Linked DNA regions of Homo sapiens: region 2 is linked to region 1. A link is an interaction called in ENCODE POLR2A ChIA-PET data of the cell type or tissue named here. Cell type or tissue: OCI-LY7. All regions are shown on one strand. Links, peaks and the distances in the headings refer to the core of each region. The heading gives the core; the rest is flanking DNA.

Region 1 (6,195 bases), core at 1,833-4,332:
AGGCAGGGAAGAGAGTGAATATTACATCTAGGAATCATTTTATGAACTACTCCTAAGGCAGTAGAGCTTTGCTCTTGATCAGTAAACACCAATCTTAGAATGGGGGCAGTTGGGTAAATGGCAAAGCCAATGAGGAAACAGAGTGGAAAAAGGAACAGGCAAACACTCACTTCCCAACTTTCCCAGATAATGAGCCCAGACATCTCCCCCAGGCACCCACTTCTTGGTCACCAGCATCTCTAGCACAGGAAAATGTCTTAAACAATTTTTTTGAGTAATGATTTCCTTAACTTGATGCCAGGCAAATCTCATTCTTTCTCTGGGAAGGATATACTTTGGGATTCCTGCTACAAATTAAATGGTTTGGATGAGTTTGGAAGAAGATCATTTAAGGACAATCAACACTATATAGTTCCGTACACACACATACACACTGCAAAAAGGAAATACTGAAAGTGAACAAGAACCCCGAGGCTGAAGTCCAGGGAGGAACTTCTGTGAGGAAGGATGGCAGCCACAGGGCACAACCCAAACTCAGGTAGGGCTCTGAATCTCTACTTTGAAGTCCAGGCCTACCAAGAAATTAAAACATAAATATAGAAAATCATATAGCAGTGGGGGAACCTGCATGGTTTTTTGTTTTTTTTTTTTTTTTGCTACAGGCTTCCTTCCTTTCTTTAACTTTAGTTGATAAATGGAGGGATTGGGCCTTCTAAATACATGTGGTAACTTGTGTACTTACCTATAACCCAACCAAAAACTGACAGAAACCAAAACATTTCAAATAGACTTCATGAAAGGCACCCTTAAACAGCAAGAGCTTGGCCGAGTGTGAGCAGAGAGCCCCTGGACTCGAGAGACCAGTCTGTGCCGTTCACTGTTGTGTCACTATCATAGGTGTCTAGTCATTATTTGCTGAATGACTGACTCAAAAAATTTCATAGATGGAGGGCAAGTTCCACCATTTCCAGCTCCTGCCTTGACCCAGAAGCTCCGTCCATGAAGCAGCACTGCAGGGTTTTGAGTGTGGCCCACGTCTGCCCTGGTGCCATCTAGTGACCCTGGGAGTCCAGATGAACTGGGTGGAGCAGCCTTCCCAGGCCCACTCATATGGGCAGACCCCTTTTTCCAGGGGGCATAGCAGGGCTGAGAAAGAGGAGGATGGCTCTGCTCTTTAGGTAATCCCTGTCTCTCTCTTCCCTCCTCTCATTTAGCACCTTTGTGTTTCTTTCTTAAGAAGTGGGCTTTTTCCATCAATGATTGACTGGATAAAGAAAATGTGGCACATATACACCATGGAATACTATGCAGCCATACAAAAGAATGAGATCATGTCCTTTGCAGGGACATGGATGAAGCTGGAAGCCATCATTCTCAGCAAACTAACACAGGAACAGAAAACCAAACACCGCATGTTCTCACTCGTAAGTGGGAGTTGAACAATGAGAACACATGGATACAGGGAGTGGAACAGCACACACCAAGGCCTGTTGGGAGTTAGGGGGCAAGGGGATGGAAAGCATTAGGACAAAGACCTAATGCACGTGGGGCTTAAAACATAGATGACGGGCTGACAGGTGCAGCAAACCACCGTGGCACATGTGACCTATGTAACAAACCTACATGTTCTGCACATGTATCCAAGAACTGAAAGTAAAATTAAAAAAAAAAAAAAGTGGGCTTTTGCTTTCTCTCTAGTTTTCTATCATGTTCAATAAGTTCCTTGCCACCAAATTCTAGAGCTTTGAAGAAAGGCCACAAAGATCCACCTTTGGATTAAAAAAAAAATCATATCTCAACAAAACACACAAATTACATGACAGATAACTTAGAGCAAATGTCCAGTATTCTAAAGAAAACAAACCAAAAGAAACAACAGGCAAAAAACACCTCTCTGATTTTGTCAAGAAACTTGTCTGAATATTTGAATGTTAGTAGCCACATTTATCCCATATTTGCAAGGCAAAAAAATAAACTATAGCAACTAAACAGAGAGAAAAGAATGGATTATGACCTGAAAGTGGCTATTGCTGCTTCATGAACTTATCAAAAGTCAAATAAGCTGGTAGTCTATTCTTTCTCATGCCTTAGCTGTAACAGAGAAGAAAACTGGCTTGGAACAAAACAATGAGAAATGGGGAGGAACACACTTTGATACACAGCTTGAAGATGCCCGTTCTGCTTCACTGTGATGACAGTGCAAAGGAAATGAGCCCGCTAAGGGTTCAGACGTCCTTCGACACCAGACTTTGCCACTTACTTGTACTTCACTTATTTGTTACTTCTTCTATTCCTTCTCTCACTCACTTGGGCATTCACCAACAAGCATTTAGTAAGCACCTGCCTCGGTTCTGCCACAGGTGTGAGGAGGGAAACAGGAGTGAATGAGAGCAAGAGGCGGCTTCAGCCACTGTAGGGACAGCACTCAGGGAGGGTGAGTTTTTTAAAGGCCCATGAAAATGTTCCAGACCTCAAAATAATTAGTTGGTTCCAAAATGAAACAGAAACTATAAAATTAAAAGTAGTAAACATTTAATTAAGTGTCTACGAAATGTACCATCTCAACTATTTATAACTCAACTCACATATATGATGATATATATTATACACGGGATCTGTGGGACAGATAGGAGATTGCGTATGTTTTAATACACTTGAAATGATGTGGGGCAGGGCTTTCAAAAGTAAAAGTCCACGAAGGTCCTCAAATGTCCCCACATGATGGGCACGATATCCCTCCTCTCCGAGGCACACACCAGCTGCCAAGATTGCCTTGTGAAATACTGAAGAAAGTCGCATCCCTGAGCCTCAATTTCTTTATGAAAACAAACAAAAACAATGGTCCTCAAGGCAGTTTTGAGAATCAAATAAAAAAAGTACATTGGAAAATATTTCACAGGCTGGCAGAGATGAAAAGTAAAATTGTTAACTCCTTACATCTTTATTCCTCCAGGTGGTGAGTGCCTCTCGCTATGTTTGATGCTACACACCTGCTGCCTGAGCAGCCCCTGAGAAGAGAAATGGACCTCTACCAGTGCCTAAAAATAAGGCTGCTTCCGTGCCCTCTGGCAGCCAACAGATGTTCACGATGGACAAATTCACACACAAACCAGGATGCTTCATGTACAGATAAAACTTGGTCCATATCATGAGACTCATATCATGAGACAAAGGTTAAAAAGGGGGGAAAAAAGCTTATTTTAGTAAAAAATGAAACCATTTTTCAATTAGTTTCAGTTCTAAGCAGACACCGTCTTCTGTTTGTCCTAAAAATGAGAAGCTGGAGACAGCTCCTCAATTCAGTTTTATTTCTCTCTTTTGTTGGCACTTTAAGAAACACCTTAATTCTCCCAGCTAGCAACAATAGTAGGTAAAAGGGGAAAATACATTCAATTCTGGGAAGAAAGGATCACATAGCACAGTGCAGAAGTATATCCTAGGAGGCCATGTGATTTTATTCTTTGTCATTTTTCTCTTTTCCCTTTTCTTCTTCATGGACAACCATTTAAGGAATGCGGGGGGAGAGGGCTGGGATGACGATGTGACCAGGTTAAAAGCAGCCCAGGACATAAAATAAAAAATTAAGGGGGGGGGGACAGTTGTAAACTTCTGAAAATAGAAACTGCCTCAAATGTGTTATTCCAGTACACCAGACCCTCCTTCTGAGTTCAAGATTCCCTTTGTGCCTCGCCACAGGATGTGTTAAGATGATATACAGTGTGTTTAAATAAAACAAGAAAACAAACCAAGAAAAATTTAGCATTATGAAGAATGAGAGTCTACTAAAAATACTCTAAAATGACTTCAAACATGAAATCACATTTAAAAAATAACTTTTTAATGACTTAGGCATAAGTGACTCAGGAACATATGGATTACATTTCCTTCAAAATGCATATGGCTTTAACAATTGGGGGAGATTTGTTTGGTTTGTAGGACACAGTTCTGAAAAGGAAAGAAGTCTGTCAAACGGGACTCACGTTTTCTGGTGCTTTCTTTGGTGACGGAGTCAATTGGCCTTAATGGCCATTACCTAAGAAACTTGGAACAGCTTCCTTGGATGTAGTTTAACTCCCTTTCCCTATTTAGGCAAAGTATTCAACACATTTATAATAAATGACTCTCCTTCACCCCTAATATCTCAAGCATCAAAAACAGGTCTACTTCCTTAAAAAAAAAAAAAAAAAAAAGGCTGAGCTGTCTTAGCCCAGAGCAAATGGCTATTGCTGCTTTGTGACAGTTGGGCACAGACTTATATACAGGGATGTTTTTCATTCTTTTAGCCCATTAGGAACTAAGGTCAAGAGAATGTCACTTTTTTTTTCTTAAAAACACAAATTTTAGACAAAGTCTGCAACAATCAGGCTCTCTGTTACCGGCCGAGCCTTCGGTTTTTATCACACCAACCTCACACTCTCACCAATGCTACTGCCACCACCACCATGACTATAAAACACCTCAGTGTTCTGACATGGGAAGAGTAGCTTCTGGTTGGTGGAGCCCATCTCACATTAGCCAGAGACAAAGCAACACCTTGTTTATCCCGGCTTGGCTTTTGGCCTGTGTCCATGACTGGTCCATACCTTGGACACATGGATGGTTAAAGAAAGAAAAAAAATCCCTTAGCATTCACAATGTTTAACTGTTTCCAAAAGGCACCCTCAAATATCATCTTCTTCCATCCTGGAGGACAGTTATGACAAGTACTGAACCCACTCCTCAGATGAGGAAATTGAGAGCTGAGGTTCAGGGAAAAGCCACATAGCAACAACTAGCCATTCTGCAAACACCGATTATACTTTCATGCCTTGGCTTCTTTTATTGTTTCCTTTGGCTAATTTTTAATAGTCACCCCCTCTAGAATGCCAACTGCCCCACTTAAAAATTCCCCATTTTCAAGGGTCAGAACAAATGGCACATGTTTCGGAGAGAGTGCGCAAACATTCAATCTCCAAGTGCGATGCTCTTTTTTGTGTGTCAAGTGGGCTAAGCCACCATCTCAGGTTATTCAATTAAACACTAATCAGGGTGCTGCTGTGAAGGCATCTGGTAGATGTGATTAAAGTCCATAATCAGCTGACTTTAAGGGAGATTATTTTAGATAATGTGGATGAGCCTGATTCAATCGGTTAAAAGGCCTTAAGAGCAGAGCTGAAACTTCCCTGAAGAAGAAGAAATTCTGCTTGTGGACTACAGCTTCAGCCAAGTGCCTGAGAGTTCCTGCTCACCCTTCCTGACGGCCTGCCCTACAGATTTTGGACTTGCCTGGTCAGCCTCCACAATCACATAGGCACTTCCTTGCAATAATAGCTCTTAATATATGTCTCCACTGGTTTTGTCTCCTGGTTGAACCTTAACTGATAAACCAGGTAATATCCCCTCTGGGTTCTTCCAGTTTATACAACTCTTATATCATTTCCAGCTTATTGGTGGTACTGTAACTTCTTTGTAGGTAGGCTCATGTCTCCTATCTTTGTAAACTACACAGCACTAAATATTTGCTGCAAGAATTAAATTATGTTATGCAAGAGCAGGACAGAGGGTGTTTCACCCTCCTATGAGATAAGTAAAACTCATACAAAATGCTCATGAAGAGATATAACTAGCAAAAGAGAGTCATGGCCTTAGAAGTAATTTTACTGAAGAAATATTACTGTCACCTACCAACAGGTTACAGAGTTTCTCTTCATTGTACAGGACAGTCCTGTGCCTGCAGGGTATTTAACATTCCTGGGCCCCTGGCACTGAATGAAAATTGTAACCCCTCTACCCTGACTCCTATCATTTCAACAACCCAAAAGCCCTCTCACACACACATTTGCAAATGCCTCTTGGGGGTGTGGACATACTACACTCTTCTCTAGTTAAGAATTACCTTCTTTCCACTATAACAATTAAAATTTATCAAGCTACAGACAGAAAAATTACTACAACAATGACTTCTACAACGAGTTGTAGAATTACGGATCAGAAAAGTGGAATTCCACTAATAGGTTATCATGAAGGCCAAAAAGCCATCACATGCAGAAAGTTAGAGGTGGGATAAGGGAGGGGGGAGGGATAGCATTAGGAGATATACCTAATGTTAAATGACGAGTTAATGGGTGCAGCACACCAACATGGCACATGTATACATATGTAACAAACCTGCACATTGTGCACATGTACCCTAAAATTTAAAGTATAATAATAATA
Region 2 (4,476 bases), core at 1,937-4,436, 83 kb after region 1:
GGACCTGATGATTCTAATAAGAGTCAAGAAGAATGTTACTACACTGAAGAAATACTAATGCAGATGTTCATCACTGAATGAATTCCCAGAACCTTCTAACAGATATAGCTCCATTCCTCATGTGCAGGAGATAATAAAAATATTGTAAGAATTAAAAGAGAAAATACATACTAAAGAATCCTGTAGAATGGCTGACACGTTGCAGGTAAACAAAATGTGAGTCAAAACTCAAACATCTCACTGTTTTAAAAACAGACACACTATTTTTAAGTACTCACTTATTAGGTCTTTTAAAGGGCTCTCTAAAATCTGTAGTTATTTTATTCAGTAAATTGTCAGCAAACACTTTCAAGGGGATTCCATGATTTACACAGTTCTGGAAGACTTGGACGTGCTCTGACTGGCTTGAGCTTTAGCAACCCTCACCTTGTACCTGCAGGTGATGGGTCAGGGACACGGAAATGGTAGCACCCTGCCCATCAGCCAGACACAGACTTCAGCATTTGTCTTGTGCAATCTTTTAATTTTCCCAACAAGTCCATGACATGGGTACTATTATTGGTCTCATTTTACAGATGAGAGACTGATACTTAGAAAAGTAATTGAATCAAGGGCCTAGGACTATGAAGTACAGAGCTAGGAGGAAGAGGGAGTGGCACTCAAAAAAGTGTGCTGAAAGAAGGAGAATTCAATAAGGAAACCATTCCCAGTACTTCATCCCTGATGGATATACCTTCGGCTGGCCTTTGCTCGGCATCTATATGTCTGGAAAAGTATAATTAGGGTTTATAATCTGTAATGCAGAACATGAGAACAAGCAAAAGTCTGACTAGAAGCCATATAACTGTTTATGGAAACACAAGTCTAACAATATGTTTTGACCCACAAAACACTTTGAGAAAATGAAATCTACTGATTTCTAATTTGTATTCCTCAACAAAACTTTTCCAAAAACACTACATGCCTTCAAGTCTGCTACGAGGTTTTGTTTCACCAGATAGTTTTAATCTCCTTTATTATTTTCTGAGATCTTTTGTTATCCTTTTCCCCTTCAACCCTTATTTTACTGTTGGTTCTTAGCTGAACTTTAAGAAAACTCAATCGCAACTAACGTGAAAATGTATAAAACCCTGATCAAAGGGGGACCTCAAGCCATTGTTAAAAATAAAGATCTCTGAAGAGGACCCTGAAATAATGCAGAGCACATAAAGAACACCTCTCTCATTACTTGGGCAGTCCACCTCTAGCCGAATGGGTGACAACAGCTCTGATGAGTCCCTTCAGACTGAATAAGCAGAACAAGTCAGTCCAGCAGCATGGGAAATACCACGACAAACCATGTGTGTTAAACAGTACACAGTCAGCATGCTCAAGACCCTGGATAGCAATCACAGGCAGTGCACTCAGAGATGCTGAAGTGGAATTTATGAATTTTAAATGAACGTTTACAGTTTCTTGGGGCAAATCTTTAAAATTACTGCTGCAAGGTAAAAAGCTTTGAACTTAATGTTCCCAGACACGTTTTCACCCTTTCTGTATCCAACTACAACCCTCTCTGTGGCAATTCCTGCAAATACACCTTAAATCACTTGCCATGGAAGTTGTTTAATTCCTAACGTGCAGATTCTCAGACCAGAGATTTGATAACTCCTGATCGTGACTAACACAATTGTTATTCATGTAAAATACCTGATTGAGGAAAACAAAACCAAATTGTAGACATAACAATAATGATAAAAAAGAAAATGTGTCTCCCTTTAGAAAAACCAGAGTTCTTCACTGCCCTTTGGCAAAGAAAGAAATGTACACAGTACTATGCTTTACACATAGCCTTTTCACAAACATAAGTTTTTCCCTTGCCACACCTTAAAAAGAAAAAAAAAACAAGACACAAAGGTCAGGATAAAGATGAGAATTAGGACAAATGAGTCAATGAAAAATGTGGTAAGACTCATAATAGTCTGATCCTTAGGTTTTCACTCCCAATTAGACACTCTAGACCTTTTTTACAGGAGTCACTGGTGGTTTGGATTTTTAAGTTTATAACTAATATTATTAAAACTGAATTTTTGAAAAAAAAAAACCTCACTGAGATTTCATGATCCAAACAGTATTTAATACACAATTTTTTAAAGTCTGAATTTTTGATCTATTCTAATTTCTGTAACACTATCACATCTGAAGTTGTAGATTTTATTCAGTAAGTTCTTACCCAGAGAACACTCAATTATAGCATCCGTTTGTCGAGGGCTTATGATCCTGTAACTTTTGAGGGAAAATTCCTCAGTGTAATTAGGGAGGGAAGTTTAAATATTCCACCAATGCTGCTCACCAACTACGTGGCTGTATGGGCAAGCACTAAGGAATCTAACACTTACTCACTAGAAGTAAACTATCTTCCATGTCTAACATGTCCTCACTTCCGATTCAGCAGCTCATAGTAGGGAAGAAAAGGGAAGGAGGCCACCCTGAGTCGGCCATCAAGCTGTATAAACCAGACAGGACTTCTATTAGAAAACTACTTCACCATCTGCATACGTGTTGTATCTGTTTAAATGACTTTAAGGTTATTCTTTAATGGAAAAATACCAAACATTAGTAAACAATAAATTTCCATCAACACTACATTGGTTATTAGTAAAAAGATGGATCAGATAGTATTCATTTTTAATTCATAGACTCTACTTGCACATTCAATACAAAAGAGCATTGCAAGTTTATAAAGTCATTTTTCTGCTGCCTGCATAGTACTGAATTATTTAAAACTCATTTGAAAAACACACATACACCTGACAGTTTTTAAAATACTGTTTGACAAGAGCATTTTCAACATCTATAAAAATATGTGCTAGAAAAGCAGATTCTGTACACACTGTCTTTCATTAGCAAGTCCTAAAGTATTTTTACCTACTGGTGCATCACACTTCACAAAACTGCCTGAAAGAGGAGGAAATGTGACCCTCTGTTGAGAGTTCAAATTACTTGGTATATATCACGCAGTGAATTTATACCACCCTTTAACTAAAATTAACTGGTCCATCAAAATCTGTTCAATGTCAGTTACACTGAGGAATTCTCCCTCAAAAATTACAGGATCATAAGCCCTCAACAAACTGACACTATAATTGAATGTTCTCTGGGTAAGAACTCATTGAATGAAATCTACAACTACAGATGCAATTAGAACACATCAGAGAAACTCAAAGACATTTTAATAATTATATTATAAATACTGACTGGATCATATCTCAGTGATGCTTTCTTTTAAAAAGAAAAGTTTTTATAATATTAGTCAACAACTTTTAAAAACTCCAAACCAACAGCGACTCTTTTAAAACAGTCTTAGAACAGAAAAAGTTATTCTCTCCCAAAATATACATCATCCTCAAAGTGGACCTAGCCTCCTCCGTATCTGTGGCTACATCTTTTCAAATCTACTGTTTTAAGTATTTTTTCTAATTTTCTTAATTAAACCTGCCACAGGCTTGTCTACTTGTTTTTTCAAAGATATAGCTCTTCATTTATTAATTCTATCATTTTTTCCTTTTTAGTTTATTAAAATTTGCCTTTATCATGATCAGTTCCATGTTCCTCTATTTATTTGTTCCTTTTCTAGTTCTTTAAATTAAAGACTAAGCTTACTTACTCTTTAAAATTTTTTGGTATATAATAGAAAGCATTTAAAAGTTTGCCAAAGCCCACAGGTTTGATATGTAGTATTCTCAATGTTTATGTCTAAAATCTTTTTTTAAAAAAATTCCCCTTAATTAGGGAGTTAGTTCTCAAGTGATTATGACTATTGTTTTGCCTTTTCTTCACGTTCAGTTTTTAAAGTCATTATTACCTTGTGATGAGAATATGCCCTATAAAATTCTGTATTTTTAGAGAAGATTGAAGTTGCCTTTGTAGCCTAATCTTGTCATCTTTGTGTGAGACGAGGCAGGACCGTGTCCTGCACAACACTTGCAGGAGGAGCTTCCACTGTCCTACTCCAGTTGCTCAGCCGCGTTTTCAGGTCTTCTACATGCTCCGTTTTCCCTTTTCTTGTTTGAATCCCACACTTTGCCTTCTAGCTCTGTGCTCAGATTTTGGATCTCACATCTTTCCTTGCTGCCCACTCCAAACTTAGGGACTTGGGTCCCTAACTCAGCTATTTTTACATTTTGCTATTTATCTTTAGCTGGGCCAGACACCCCAAACGCTGGCTTCATTCAACAAATATTTATTGAGTAACTACAATGTACCAAGCACTGTTTGAGTCACTGAGGATAAGCAGAGAACAAGACTAATAGAGAATATCCCTGCCCTCTGGAACTTGGAAGAGACAAATAAGTTAAGGGTTGTAAAAATAGGGTGCTATGGTAGTCCCCGCTTATGTGCTGTTTCACTTTCCACGGTTTCAGTTACCCACAATCAATCTTGGTCTGAAAATATTAAATGGAAAATTCTATAAATAAACAAGTTTTATATCACACA

The links. ChIA-PET counts read pairs that join two places held together with the same protein. Peaks named below come from ENCODE experiments on the same cell type or tissue, not always from the same donor. Only the 100,000 strongest peaks of a DNase experiment are listed, where the experiment ranks them.
Region 2: POLR2A ChIA-PET joins it to region 1 with 5 read pairs; 2 of 35 experiments call an interaction of 5 or more read pairs at or near these places.

Annotation. Positions count from the first base shown.
Region 1 is chr2:226,967,390-226,973,584 of GRCh38, reverse strand. The region is part of intron 8 of RHBDD1 (rhomboid domain containing 1); the gene reads right to left. LOC124900533 (small nucleolar RNA SNORA48) reads left to right here and starts at 4,463; the gene lies at 4,463-4,596. It also overlaps a transcript of COL4A4 not described here. RefSeq lists an enhancer at 3,017-3,086. In OCI-LY7, for the core only: a CTCF peak has its summit at 2,925; DNase peaks (open chromatin) are centred at 2,324, 3,024 and 4,054; H3K4me3 peaks cover 2,500 bases; H3K27ac peaks cover 2,500 bases.
Region 2 is chr2:226,886,019-226,890,494 of GRCh38, reverse strand. The region is part of intron 5 of RHBDD1 (rhomboid domain containing 1); the gene reads right to left. Among named protein-coding and RNA genes, the nearest start is that of RHBDD1, 52 kb to the right of the region's middle. In OCI-LY7, for the core only: no CTCF peak of the experiment used is centred there; no DNase peak of the experiment used is centred there.